2 separate regions of the Homo sapiens genome follow, and region 2 is linked to region 1. A link is a contact called in ENCODE Hi-C or POLR2A ChIA-PET data. All regions are on one chromosome and are shown on one strand. Each heading gives the region's core, a stretch centred on a gene start or an enhancer-like site at or near the end of the contact. The rest is flanking DNA. Distances are from core to core; before and after follow the strand shown.

Evidence for each region. Hi-C counts contacts between places; a loop is a spot of excess contacts on that map. ChIA-PET counts read pairs that join two places held with the same protein, here RNA polymerase II (POLR2A). Pooled maps may share reads with other maps.
Region 2: a loop to region 1 is called in a map of Calu3, with 3 times the contacts of the local background. The contact joins two enhancer-like sites. A Hi-C loop is called at or near these places in 5 of 168 maps with a recorded cell type or tissue (Calu3, adrenal gland, heart right ventricle and 2 more) and 1 of 50 pooled maps. POLR2A ChIA-PET finds 5 or more read pairs at or near these places in 2 of 52 experiments (A549 and H1).

The regions. Positions count from the first base shown.
Region 1 is chr3:149,731,422-149,737,753 of GRCh38, reverse strand. No RefSeq gene overlaps it. Among named protein-coding and RNA genes, the nearest start is that of COMMD2, 18 kb to the left of the region's middle. Within about 2 kb of position 1,398, at least 3 of the 41 ENCODE cell types and tissues checked have a DNase peak (open chromatin) inside an H3K27ac peak, as active enhancers do.
Region 2 is chr3:149,508,290-149,514,621 of GRCh38, reverse strand. No RefSeq gene overlaps it. Among named protein-coding and RNA genes, the nearest start is that of TM4SF4, 37 kb to the right of the region's middle. RefSeq lists a silencer at 2,056-2,155. Within about 2 kb of position 3,346, at least 3 of the 41 ENCODE cell types and tissues checked have a DNase peak (open chromatin) inside an H3K27ac peak, as active enhancers do.

The DNA.
Region 1 (6,332 bases), core at 149-2,648:
ACATTGCCTCTAACTTAAATATGTTCACTTTTAAAACCATCATGACTGTTATATTCAAACTCAAATACTTTTCTTAGAACAAATGAACCTAACTCCACCATTAACGTGGTTAGTTCAGTAAGCTTTATACATTTTGAAAGTAATGTTTGAATTATAAAAGCAGAATAAGCCCATTATTTTTCAGCTTTCAAAAAATTATATAAAGATGAGAAAAAATACTATATGGCACTAAAATGTGTATTTAATGATTTGATCACAGAGTAGTAATGGCTCTTTGTTCTAGATTTTTACAGCTCCTCTCTACCCAGGAACTCCATCTATAACTTAAGTATGCACAACAGCCATGAGTCCAAAAGTTTTGACATACCATAATGGGCGAATATAGAAAAAGTAATTTCATATCCTTAGTGGGTTAAAAGGCAGTATCAATAATACAAATATCTATGTTAATGTGCTCTAAAACTGGGCTTTTACTTGAGTTGTTGCCATTCTAAACCCAAGCAACTTTTGAATAAGATGAACTTTTTATAATTATAATGTAAATTATGTTTGTTATCATTAGAAATATTACCAATTATATGACCACCAGAGTGAGAGACTGTGTTTTTTTATTGTGCTTGAGCCTAAGTTGACATTTTTTAGTTGCAAAGACTACACTTTTCATTTTCTTCTCTTGCAGTTATCATATCCTCTGTTGCAGAAGAGTCTGCCCAGCAGCCAAAAAGGGAAATAACACAAAAAAGATTTGTGCCTTATCTCACCAACCATATGAGGCCTTTTAACTTTTAAAATTTTTTTTACTCTGCTCTGTTACACTAAGCTATAAACTACCCACTTATGCATGGCATTATATTGATAACAAAGCACATTTTGAAATCTTTTCTGGCTTTTTTACATGGTACAGATTCAGTTTTGTTAATAGTAGGTACTTAGAGTGACCCATATTGTGTGTTGAACAAAGGATAAAGTTCTAGTCTCAGAATTTAGAATGCTCTTAGGCTGTTCCATCCTCTAAAATAGTTTAATCCATAAGCTCATTAGGCTGCAGAAAGGAATCTCCTGAGGGAGTTATTCTGAAGAAGGGAAGTTCCTCTGGTCTGGTGTCTACTAGAATTGCTTTTCCTTGAAACTCTGCCTTCTTCTGGAAGGCAGAAATCTAACATGATTCAATGGCTACAGCTGTGGAAGTGTGCAGAGGAAAGGTGAAATCATTATAGAATACTGAGGAATACTTTGACAGAAATTATCCTTACTCTTTTTCCATTGAAGTGGGGTCCCCTGAGGTAACCAGAGGTGTGATGGGAAAAGCAAATCAAGTTATTTTTTACCTGTGTGCCAATGTTGTGATTGTCATAAGTCCAATGAGAAGTGGATGCCTGTGGTTTTGAAGGAATGTGCTTAGTTCACAGAACGAAAAGGCTTCTCAGTTAACTCGAAGACTAAAAGCACACAGATTAAAATTCAGAGAATGAGGAAAAGAAAATCCAGGGAAGTCTGAGTTTCATTGGAGCAAGTATAGATGGTTAGGATATGATTTCCTGGCATGGTCTGAAAACCATATTCTTTCATTCCAAATAAATAAAAAATTCTTACAAAGCTCAAGTGAGTTTAAGTGCTGCACCATAATAAAATGGCTTGATTTGCAGCTGAGACTTGGCACAATTCATAGACTAAAAGAAGAGCTTAAGAAAAGCTACAGGCATTTTTTTTTTTTTTTAGTATTTGGGGGGAAAAATGAGCAAGTCCCCATGTACTTTTCAAAAAGGCAAAAATTATTTATCTCTTGGTATGAGCAATGTAATTAAAACCTTTTTTTTATGTTTAGGCTTTCAAGAATATAATTATTGGGTATTCTTTTCTATGCTTGTTTCATCTACTCTTTGTTTTTACCAAGGGATAAATACTAAATTCCATGCCTTTCTTGGGCCCTTAAAACAATTTATTTTCATGCCAAACCTCTCATTAAGCCTCCTCCCTTTCTTTTTAAAATTTATTTTTTATTGAGATAAAATTCACATAAAATTTACCCTTTCAAAATGTACAATTCAGTGGCTTTAGGATGTTCACAAAATTGTGCAACCATTACCACTATCTGATTACAGAACATTTTTATCATACCCAAAAGAAACCTGTAATTATTAGCAATCACTCTTCATTTTCCCTTCTTCTAGCAACCACTAATCTACTTTCTGTAGATTTGCCTATTCTGGATATTTCATATAAGTGGAATTATATAATATGTGGCCTTTTGTGTCTGGCTTCTTTCACTTAACATAATGTTTTCAAGGTTCATCCATGTTCTAGCATGTATCAGTATTTCATGCACTTTATGACTGAATAATATTCCATTCTATGGATACTCCTTTTCACAGTATTTTAACAAGCCTTATTCTTGGTCTTACTGTGGATTATAATCCATTGCAGTGTATTTTATGTTCATAAAAGAACTAACTGATTTAGTAACATATTTTCTATAATTATGGCTTTTTAGAATTGTCTTCCCAGAATGGTGGCTCACACTTCTAATCCCAGCACTTAGGAAGGCCGAGGCAGGCGGATCACTTGAGGCCAGGAGTTCAAGACCAGCCTGGCCAAATAGTGAAACCCTGTCCCTACTGAAGATACAAAAAATTAGCCGGGCATGGTGGTGGGCGCCTGTAATCCCAGCTACTCAGGAAGCTGAGGCAGGAGAATTGTTTGAACCCAGGAGGCGGAGATTGCAGTGAGCCGAGATCGCGCCATTGCACTCCAGCCTGGGCAGCAAGAGCAAAACTCCATTAAAAAAAAAAAAAAAAAATCTTCCCAGATACAAGTTGGAAGAGTCTGAGAGCAATTTCTTCTTAGCCAGTTATTAGAAGAGTTATTTTCCAGTGGATTGTGTTTTATTTTTAGCCTGATTCAAAAGTTATACCAGCTAGGAAGTTAGATGAACTATCGAAGAGACTTAGCTAAAATCAGCTCTAAAGAAAATTGGACCAGTATTACAGTCAGTCTCCATATCTCAGGTTCCACATCTATGTATTCGATCAACCACAGATCAAAGGTATTCAGAAATACAAAAATAACAATAAGAATAATACAAAAAAATTTAAAATGTAGTATAACAACTATTTACATGTCATTTACATTAGGTATTACAAGTAGTCTAGAAATGACTTCAAGTATAGGGAAGGATGTGCATAGGTTATATGCAAACATGATGCTCCTTGTCTTATGATGGATTTACCTTTCGATATTTTCTGTTTACGATGGGTTTATCCAGATGTAGTCCTGTCATAAAGAGCATATTGAATGCGTGTATCACCATCCTAAAGTCAAAAAATTGCAAGTTGAACAATCAAAAGTTGGGGACTTTCTGTACTACACCATTTTATGTAAGGGACTTGAACATCCACAGATTTTTGTATCCTCAGGAGTCTTAGGACCAATCCCCTGTGGATACCAAGGGACAACTGTATATCCTTTGAAATTTTAACTTAATAGATTTTCTACTAAAGTGAGAGATGTTGTGGGCATTTGGCAGATTTAGAAAAGATAGGAAAGCAACTGAGTATTTATGTCTTCCTATAGTCATCTTGTGTTTTTCAAATTAGAAAGGTAAAAACTATTAAAAATTTCTTTGTCTATAGTGGAATAGAGAAAAGGGCATTTGCTTTTCCATAAGTTCATGCCTCAGAATATTCTAAACAAATTTTGAAATAGCCACATTGGGAGATCTTTAGGACACTGCTCCCCAGATTATGAAGCTGCTTCAGCCACTGCCTTCCAAAGCTTATAAGCTACTGGAGGAAATGGAAAGGTACATAAACATCATCAGTTCAGTTAGAGTGTGTTAGGCAGATGAAGAGCTACAACAAATAAGGAGCTCTGCATTTATAAGAGAGGAGACATTAGTTGTCACTAAGGGCATCAAGAAGGTGCTATTTTTACTGATCATTTTGCTGTTTTGATTATACCCCAATTTACATTGTGAAATATGCTCTTCCCAATTGGCTATAGTTAGATGGGACTGTCAGACATGGGACCATGCTCCCTGCTATCCACACTGAGACTGTAAGTCTCTCCTGGAACTCTGAAACCCTCAGACTTAAAGAGAATGGTTGACACAAATTCATTTTAGTGGCCTGGCCAGATGTTTGATGGCCTGATACATAGCCTCGTGAATCTGCTCCTGTTCCTGTCCTTTATGGACCAGGTCTTAGGTCTGTCCCTTAATTCTGCAGAGTACCTAATGCATTTCCAAAAAAATCATTCTCTGCTTAGGTTACAGTTTTAGGGTCTAACCCTACATGGTGTAGAGTGTAACAATACAATTACATTAATTTTGCAAAATTGCATACTTTATTATACAAAATGGAATTTTTGTAAAACAGCTCCACAAATTGTCATTATCTACAAGTTAGGCTTTTTTTTTTAGGATAAACATACATTGGCTGCAACAAACTCATAGTTAAGATCTCACAGTGTGATTAGGGAGACAAGATTCAAAATATACAACTTTAAAGAGCATTTTTCTTTTAATGTCCTATTATTTGCTTTCTGTACTTTATCATACCTGTAAATTCTTGTCTCTGTAAAACTCAATAATCTGGTGGTTTCACTGTAATTCTTTCAGTATTAATATATTGTGGTCTGCTTGTAGAAATATGATTTTTAAAAAAAGTTGGGCATGAGGGCTCATGCCTGTAATCCCAGTGCTTTGGGAGGCCGAGGCAGGAGGATTGTTTGAGGCCAGGAGTTGGAGACCAGCCTGGGCAACAGTGAGCCCCCATCTCTACAAAAAATCAAAAATTAGCCAGGTGTGGTGGCATGTGCCTGTAGTACCAGCTACTTGGCAGGCTGAGGTGGAGGATCTCTTGAGCCCAGGAGGTTGAGACTGCAGTAAGCAGTGATTGTGCCACTGCATTCCAGCCTGGGTGACAGAGTGAGACCCTGTATCAAAGAAAAAGAAGATAAAATATTAATCATCAAATGAAACAGTGCCTAGAATAGTACCTGGCACAAAGTAGTTAAATTAATGAACAAGCGAATGAGTAAATAAGAGTGATGAGCGGATAGTACGTACAATATACTCTGTGCATGGGCTACTGAGCTCCACAGGAGAACATGAGCAAAACCACACAGATGATCAAGTTTATACATTCGTTGTCATCAATCTCAATTAAACCCTTAACACTGACTGGCTGTCTTACTGTTTCCCTAGTTAGCTGTCTCCCATTTTCAACAGCTATTCCAAAACTTCTCCACTCCTCTTAAACCTCCAATCCACCCGGCACCCCCTCTCATTCTTGGTAGATTGACTCCTCCCTTCTTTACAGAACAAAGAGAGGTGACCAGACAGGAATTGTCTCCCTTCTTCTGACCACCAAATATACAATTCTCCCTGTTCCCTGCACTAATAGTCCTCTTCCTCTTCCCATTCCAGTAGAAGAGGCATTCCTCACATTTCTGGATCCCATTCTTTTCTGACACTTTTGTGACTTTTACTTATTCGTCTTCCTGATATCTTATGTTAGAAAGTAAGCATTTTCAAGTCTATTTCATCTCAATATCTCTTGACCCACATCCCTGTTCAGTTACCATACACCCTCTCTTGTCTCCATTTCAGTAACTCCTTGAAAAAATTTACCTGCCTTCCCAAACCCATCTTGATAACATTTCCAGGAACTTCCGTGTTGCTAAATCTAATGCATACTTTTCAATCCTCATTTTAATATACCTATCTCCATCCTTTGTTTTCTTATTTTCTTTTTTGTCACTCTTCTGTTTTACATGCTACATCTCTAGCACTGCATTATTACTCTTTTTGCAGGACTCTTTTCTATGCTCCTCTTAGTTATAAGTGTTCCCCAGAGCTTTATCCTAAGCCATTTTTCTCCACACATTTTACTAGGTAATTTGGTTTATTCCCTAGGCTTTAATTAACATCAGTTTGCTGATAACTATCAACTATAGATGTTTAGCCCATATTGCTCTCCTGAATTTGAGACACATGTACCTACCACATGTCTACACTTAATGTCTAACAGGTACTTCATACTCAAAATTCATCCTCTCTTACAAACTTACTCTTCTTCCAGTGTTTTCTATTCATGAAATGGCATCACCATCCAAACACTCGCTCAAACCAGAGACATGTGTCACTCTTGGCTTCTCTCTGGCTTCTTAACCACAGCTGGTCAATTACCAAGTCCTATCAAATCTACCTTCCTAAATACATCTTGAATTCGTTCACTTCTATCCATTGCCCCCATGCTCATTGGTCCACCATTATCTCTTGCCAGAGCTAGTGTATCTGCCTGCAGTTAACTGGTCTCCCTGATTTTCTCTTG
Region 2 (6,332 bases), core at 2,097-4,596, 230 kb after region 1:
GAGCTAGGCGTCATTACTTCCTATATGTGTGTGTATTTTTATTGGAATAGGATTACACTTTAAGAGTCAGGTAGGCAGAATTGACATCTTTATAATTCTAAGTCTTTCGATTCCATCTCTTTTCTCAGCTTTCTCAGAAATGAGATCTGAAGATGAGTAGACAAACAAACGAAACCCTCAGTAACCTCAGTCTTGGAAGTCAGGCACTAATGCCAGCACTATCAGAAATAATAGATACAATTGTAATCTCCTGAGATCTGCTTAAGCTTTTTAGGTCTCATTCTTTATTCTCTTTACCTATAAAAGCCTCCCTTTGCTATGGTCTAAAACTCTCCCATTCTATCTTCTTCCTTAGTGTTTGAACGAATGTTCTACATTTGTTCATGTACACAAACACACACTCTTTTTTTTCTATTTTTTTTTTTTTTTTTTTTGGAGATGGAGTCTAGCTCTACGGCCCAGGCTGGAGTGCAGTGGCATTAGCTCAGCTCAGCTCACTGCAACCTCTGCCTCCTGGGTTCAAGTGATTCTCCTTCCTCAGCCTCCCAAGTAGCTGGGATTACAGGCACCTGCCACCACGTCCAGCTAATTCTTGTATTTTTAGTAGAGATGGCGTTTCACTGTGTTGGCCAGGCTGGTCTCAAACTCCTGACCTCGTGATCCGCCCGCCTTGGACTCCCAAAGTTCTGGGATTATAAGCGTGAGCCCCTGCACCCGGCCCACACTCCTTTTCTTAAAGCACTTCTGAGTCTGATAGCTATAACAGACAGGAGGTTGAGAAACTGATATTTTAACTCTGACTCTAACCTTTATAAATGGCATAACTTCAGCAAGCCAAATTACAAAGCATATTTCTCACTACCCAATCAGAAAAGCTGACACTTCTACCATTAGGATTAGAGTACTCTTTCCAGAAAAAGCCCCCCACCTCCACCAAATATCTTCCCTGGGGAATGATAATGTGATCAATTGGGCTACAAATGGAGAAAACTAATTTGTGGGCTTAGCAGAAGTTAACAGTCATTACTGTCTGCACTCTAGAATGAGAACCAATTTATGGGATTAGCATAGAGCAAAATAAGAGTTTCAGAGTACCAAAATAAGGGTGAAACATTAATTGGGGAAGAGGAGGCCCGGCACATTCCACGTAGCATATTGAGTCCTGGAGAAGGTGAGGTGTGTGAGCACTAGTAAAATGCATGTGTGGGCAGTCTCCTTTACAATTCGCGCTGGGCTTCATTATGACAACAAGTTAAGAAGTTCAGTACTGTGCAGGTATTCATTAATGCCGTGGCCTTAGCCAAGTTTCTTAAAGTCTCAGAACTTAAGTTTCTTTCTTTCTTTTTTTTTTTTTTTTTTGAGATGGAGTTTTGTTCTTGTTGCCCAGGCTGGAGTGCAATGGCCATGATCTTCTCTCACCGCAACCTCCGCCTCCTGGGTTCAAGTGATTCTCCTGCCTCAGCCTCTGGAGTAGCTGGGATTACAGGCATGTACCACCAGGCCCAGCTAATTTTATATTTTTAGTAGAGACAGGGTTTCACCATGTTGGTCAGGCTGGTCTCGAACTCCCGACCTCAGGTGATCCGCCCGCCTCGGTCTCCCAAAGTGATGGGATTACAGGTGTGAGCCACCGTGCCCGGTGGGAACTTCAGTTTCTTTACATGTAAAATTGGCATAATAAAAAAGGGAGGGGTACAATGAGAGAGTGGTGAAGATGAAGAGAAGTGACTTATGTGAAAACCAGTCGTTCATAGATGGTCAATAAATATTCATTCCCTTCTTTGAGCTTTTCCTTCTCTTGGCCCAGGCCATGTCTTTCTCCGCAGCGTTTACCACCATCTAACAGTGAGAGATAACTTACTTTTCGATTGTCCCCCATTAACTTGTCAGCTGCATGAGAGCAGGGATTTTGTTTGCTTTGTACCTAGCACCTTGAGCCATGCCTAACACGGAAACCTTTCCTTTGGACAGTGCAATCTTGGGCTTGTTTGCTGTCACTTCCATGACTTGCATTTATGAGGTTTTTGGAAAATGTTCCTTGATGAGAAAATATTCAAGAAAAATTGGATTATTTAGAAAGATGGGCAAACCTGCTCGCGGAGAAATTATCTGCTTAGTGACCTGTTATCTGCTGCCCTCTAATGGCTGAGCCGAGTCACCATTAGCAGGCGGCAGGTGGCTTTGTCATGGTGTAGTGAGTGACCAGAGCCTGGCTCAGGGGGTGCAGCCGACCAGGGCTGGGAATAGGATGGGGCATTGCTGAAGGGGGAAGGAGAAAGACATGCAGAATACAGACGTGTTTGTTTCCTTCTTTGCACTGACCTATGTGTCCTTTGGTGAGGAGTTCTATGGCTTTTGAGTCAGAATAAAGTTATTAAGTACAAAGAGAAAAAAAAACAAAAAAAACTAAAGTCATTTTCAGAGCAGGGTTCACAGTAGAGTCAATGGCTCACCTGCCTTAGAATTTCCCAAGTTGTTGGTGTAACTGTGAATTTCTCAGACCTCCTGAACCTGAAAGAGACTGAGGTCTGAGACTCTGCATTTGTTCGGTGAGCTTCCATGTGATTCTGGTGCAGTCAAGTTTGACACCTAAGGAGTAATCTCCAATTTTTTTTTTCATCATGGAGCCCCGATGTATGTATGTTTGCTTGTTTATTTTTTAATGTTATAAATTAAATACAAAATGACTGTTCTAGTGTATTGTGTACATTATAAAACATTCACAAAAATGGAAATTTTTAAAGAATAAAAAAATACATTAAAGTTTACATATGAACTTCCCATGCCACATTTTGGATGAGTATAATTTATGATTAAATGTTATGTAACTGATCCTTAGGGTGATTATGATGGCACAACATTCATTTTCCCAAGTTTGTGGCCCCAACATCAATAGGCAGCAGGATTATCTGCAGAGGTTTTATTTCTGCTTCAATAGCATCACGGGAATTCTCTTTCTTCCCCTCTCCCTGTTTTTCTACCTCTCCACAATATTCACATTTGATGCTGGGAAAAGTTGTCATGTTTACTCTCTTTACCAAGCTGATGCTCCTAGTATTGCAATTTCTTGGTAGGAAACTGAGTGTGGACTGGTAAGGGTGTTGGCATCATATAGCCTGCAATGCCCAGGTGCTTAAGCAAACACAAATATACACCCTTGGGACTACTCCAAGACTGAACCAGTTGCAAAATCATCTCCTGTGAAACCCTGCCTAGAAAAAGCTTTCAATGCATAATTAGACTCTAATCTGGCTCTTAATTTTTCTGGGGTCATGGATCTTTAAGAATGCGATGAAATCTTCAGGCTCTCCAAGGCTGGGAAAAAATAATTCATGTGACCGTAGGTACTATTTAAGAGAGTGTAAACACTTCTGCAGTTCTCAAAGTGTGGAATCTGGGCTGGCAGCATTAGCATCATTAAGGAACTTAATAGAAACGTCCAGCAGGGCATGGTGGGGTAGGTCTGTAATCCCAGCATTTAGGAGGCCAGTGTAGGAGGATAGCTTGAGGCCAAGATAGGAGACCAGCCTGGGCAACACAGCAAGGCCCCATCTCTACAAAAAGAAGGAGGCTGGGTGCAGTGGCTCACACCTGTAATCCCAACACTTTGGGAGGCCAAGGCAAGTGGATCACCTGAGGTCAGGAGTTCAAGACCAGCTGGCTAACACGGTGAAACCCTGTTTCTACTAAAAATACAAAAAATTAGCCGGGCGTGGTGGTGTGCACCTGTAATCCCGCTACTCGGGAGGCTGAGGCAGGAGAATCACTTGAACTCATGAGGCGGAGGTTGCAGTGAATGGAGATAGCACCATTGCATTCCAGCTTGGGCAACAAAAGAGAAACTGTCAAAAAAGAAAGAGGAAGAAAGAAAGAAAGAAAAGAAAGAAAGAAAGAGAGAGAGAGAGAAAGAAAGAGAGAGAGGAAGAGAGAAAGAAAGAAAAGAAAGAAGGAAAGGAAGGAAGGAAAGAAAGAAAGAAGGAAAGAAAGAAAGAGGGAGGGAAAAGAAGGAAGGAAGGAAAGAAGAGGAGGGAGGGAAAGAAAGAGAAAGACAGCTAAAGAAAAAGAAAAAGAAAGGAAAAGAAAGAAAAGAAAAGAAAGAAAAAAAAAGAAGCAATACTCGACCCCCAAGCCTACTGAATCAGCAACTCTGGGGTGGGAGCTGGCACTCTGTGTTTAGCAAACCCCCCAGGACTCGAGTTTGAAAACACTCCAGAACAGTTCTCCAACCTGCTTCCTTATTAGAATCACCTGGTGAGTTAAAAATAAAAAGGACTGATGTCTGATGCCTGGCCTCCAAACTCACTTAATTAAATTAATATACCTGGAAGTGGGGCGGGAATGGACACTGGGATTTTTAAAAGCTCTGCAAAGGAGCTAAGCTCTGTAGACCCAGGCTACTTTTCTCTCCTCCTCCTCCTCCTCCTTCTTCTTCTTCCTTTTAGAGACAGGATCTTGTTCTGTTGCTCAGGCTGTAGTACACTGGTGCAGTCATAGCTCACTGCAGCCTCGAACTCCTGGGCTCAAGTGATCCTCCTGCCTCAACCTCCCAAAGTGCTAGGATTACAGGCATGAGCCACTGCGCCTGGCCCCAGGCTACTTATGACAACTCCAAAACCAGAGCATGATAGCACTAAAGAGGAACTTAGCAACAGCCTGACTCAATTGCTCTCATTTACTGAGAAGGAAACTGAGGCCCAAAGAAATGGGGAGGTTTTCCAAGGCTACACCATTGCTGAGTATCACAGTTAGCACCCAGCTCTCCTTCTCTCCCTGCTCCAGGAAAGGCCACACAGGGAAATATTGAAATCAAAGCACTGTGGAAGAAGCCTGGAAAGTTAAGTTATGCAAGTTTAAAAGTAGCCTGGGAGGTTTAGCGGCTGATCATTGACATCAGCCTCCAGGGGATTTTCCCCTTTGGCCCCATCTCATCAGTACTTGCTGCTCCTTTTCATACAGCTTGGTTCCTTGAGCTTCTCCTTGCCTGACCAGTGGAGTGCAGGAGAGCTGTAGTTCCGCCATTGGACGTCTTTGTGTTGACACTTAGGGGGACAGGCAGGACAGCCAGGTGGTGGGGAGCTTGGACTTGAGGTACAGGTGTCCTAGGTTTAATGCCTGTTCTGCCATGACTAGCTCAGTGTCCTTGGCTTGTTGTGCAACCTCTTCAAGCCTCAGTTTCCTCAGCTTTCAAGTAGGGTGATAATAGCACAGCTATCCCTGAAGGACATGTTTGTACCAGAGTGAGAGCTCTTGGTGGGAAGGTGGGCAGGGGAGAAGGGACAGGATCAGCCCATCACAGAAGGCAGAGATCACAGGGAGTTGCCTTTTCTTTTCTTTTAACTCTGAGGATTATAGAAGCCTGTCTCTGCATTCTGGCCTCTTACACACAGACAAAGTAAAACCACTAAATAGAATGACTTGGGAAATAAAAAGCATAGGAATAAGTGCAGGCTGCTATGTGCAGTTCTCTTCATGAGAGGTGCTTTGAGTAATCATATAAAAATACTGATATTGATTATATTTTAGTTGATAGTTTTCCCTAATTCAGGTGAAATGAACAGTAAAAATTATGCCACTAAAAAGAGTAACACTTTGGCCGGGTGCGGTGGCTCACTTCTGTAATCCCAACATTTTGGGAGGCCGAAGCGAGTGGATCACTTGAGGCCAGGAGTTAGAGGCCAGCCTGGCCAACATGGTGAAAACTTCATCTCTACTAAAAATACAAAAATTAGCCGGGTGTGGTGGTGGGCACCTTGTAATCCCAGCCACTCGGGAGGCTGAGGCAGGATAATCACTTGAACCCGGGAGGTGGAGGTTGCAGTGAGCCGAGATCGTGCCACTGCACTCCAGCCTGGGCTACAGAACGAGACTCTGTCTCAAAAACAAAACAAAACAAAACAAACAACCCCAACAAGCAAAAACAAAAAACACTTTTTATTATTTTCAGTTCTATGTAGGAATCCAAGCATTCCTTCCTAGATGATTTTAGAATTGGTGAGATATCTAGCTCAGTGGTGGAGGGAGTGGACTCACCCTCAGTCAGACCATTTATTTGGCTTTGGATCCTGAATTTCCTATTTGCTGTTTATGGGACCCTGGGAAAGTTATTTATTTTTTCTAAGCCTCACTTTACTTTTATGCAAAATGGGGCTTATCGTTGTTTCTATATCATAGGCTTGTGTCAAATAAAAACAAACATGCACTTAGATAAGGAGAAACACTACTCAAAAGGACTATTGCAATAGGGAAAACACTCCAATCTCAGGAATTTGCAAATGTCTCAGAGACAAACAGAAAAAGATTTTCTTTTATTGGGAGAGGTAGGCAGAGCTTAG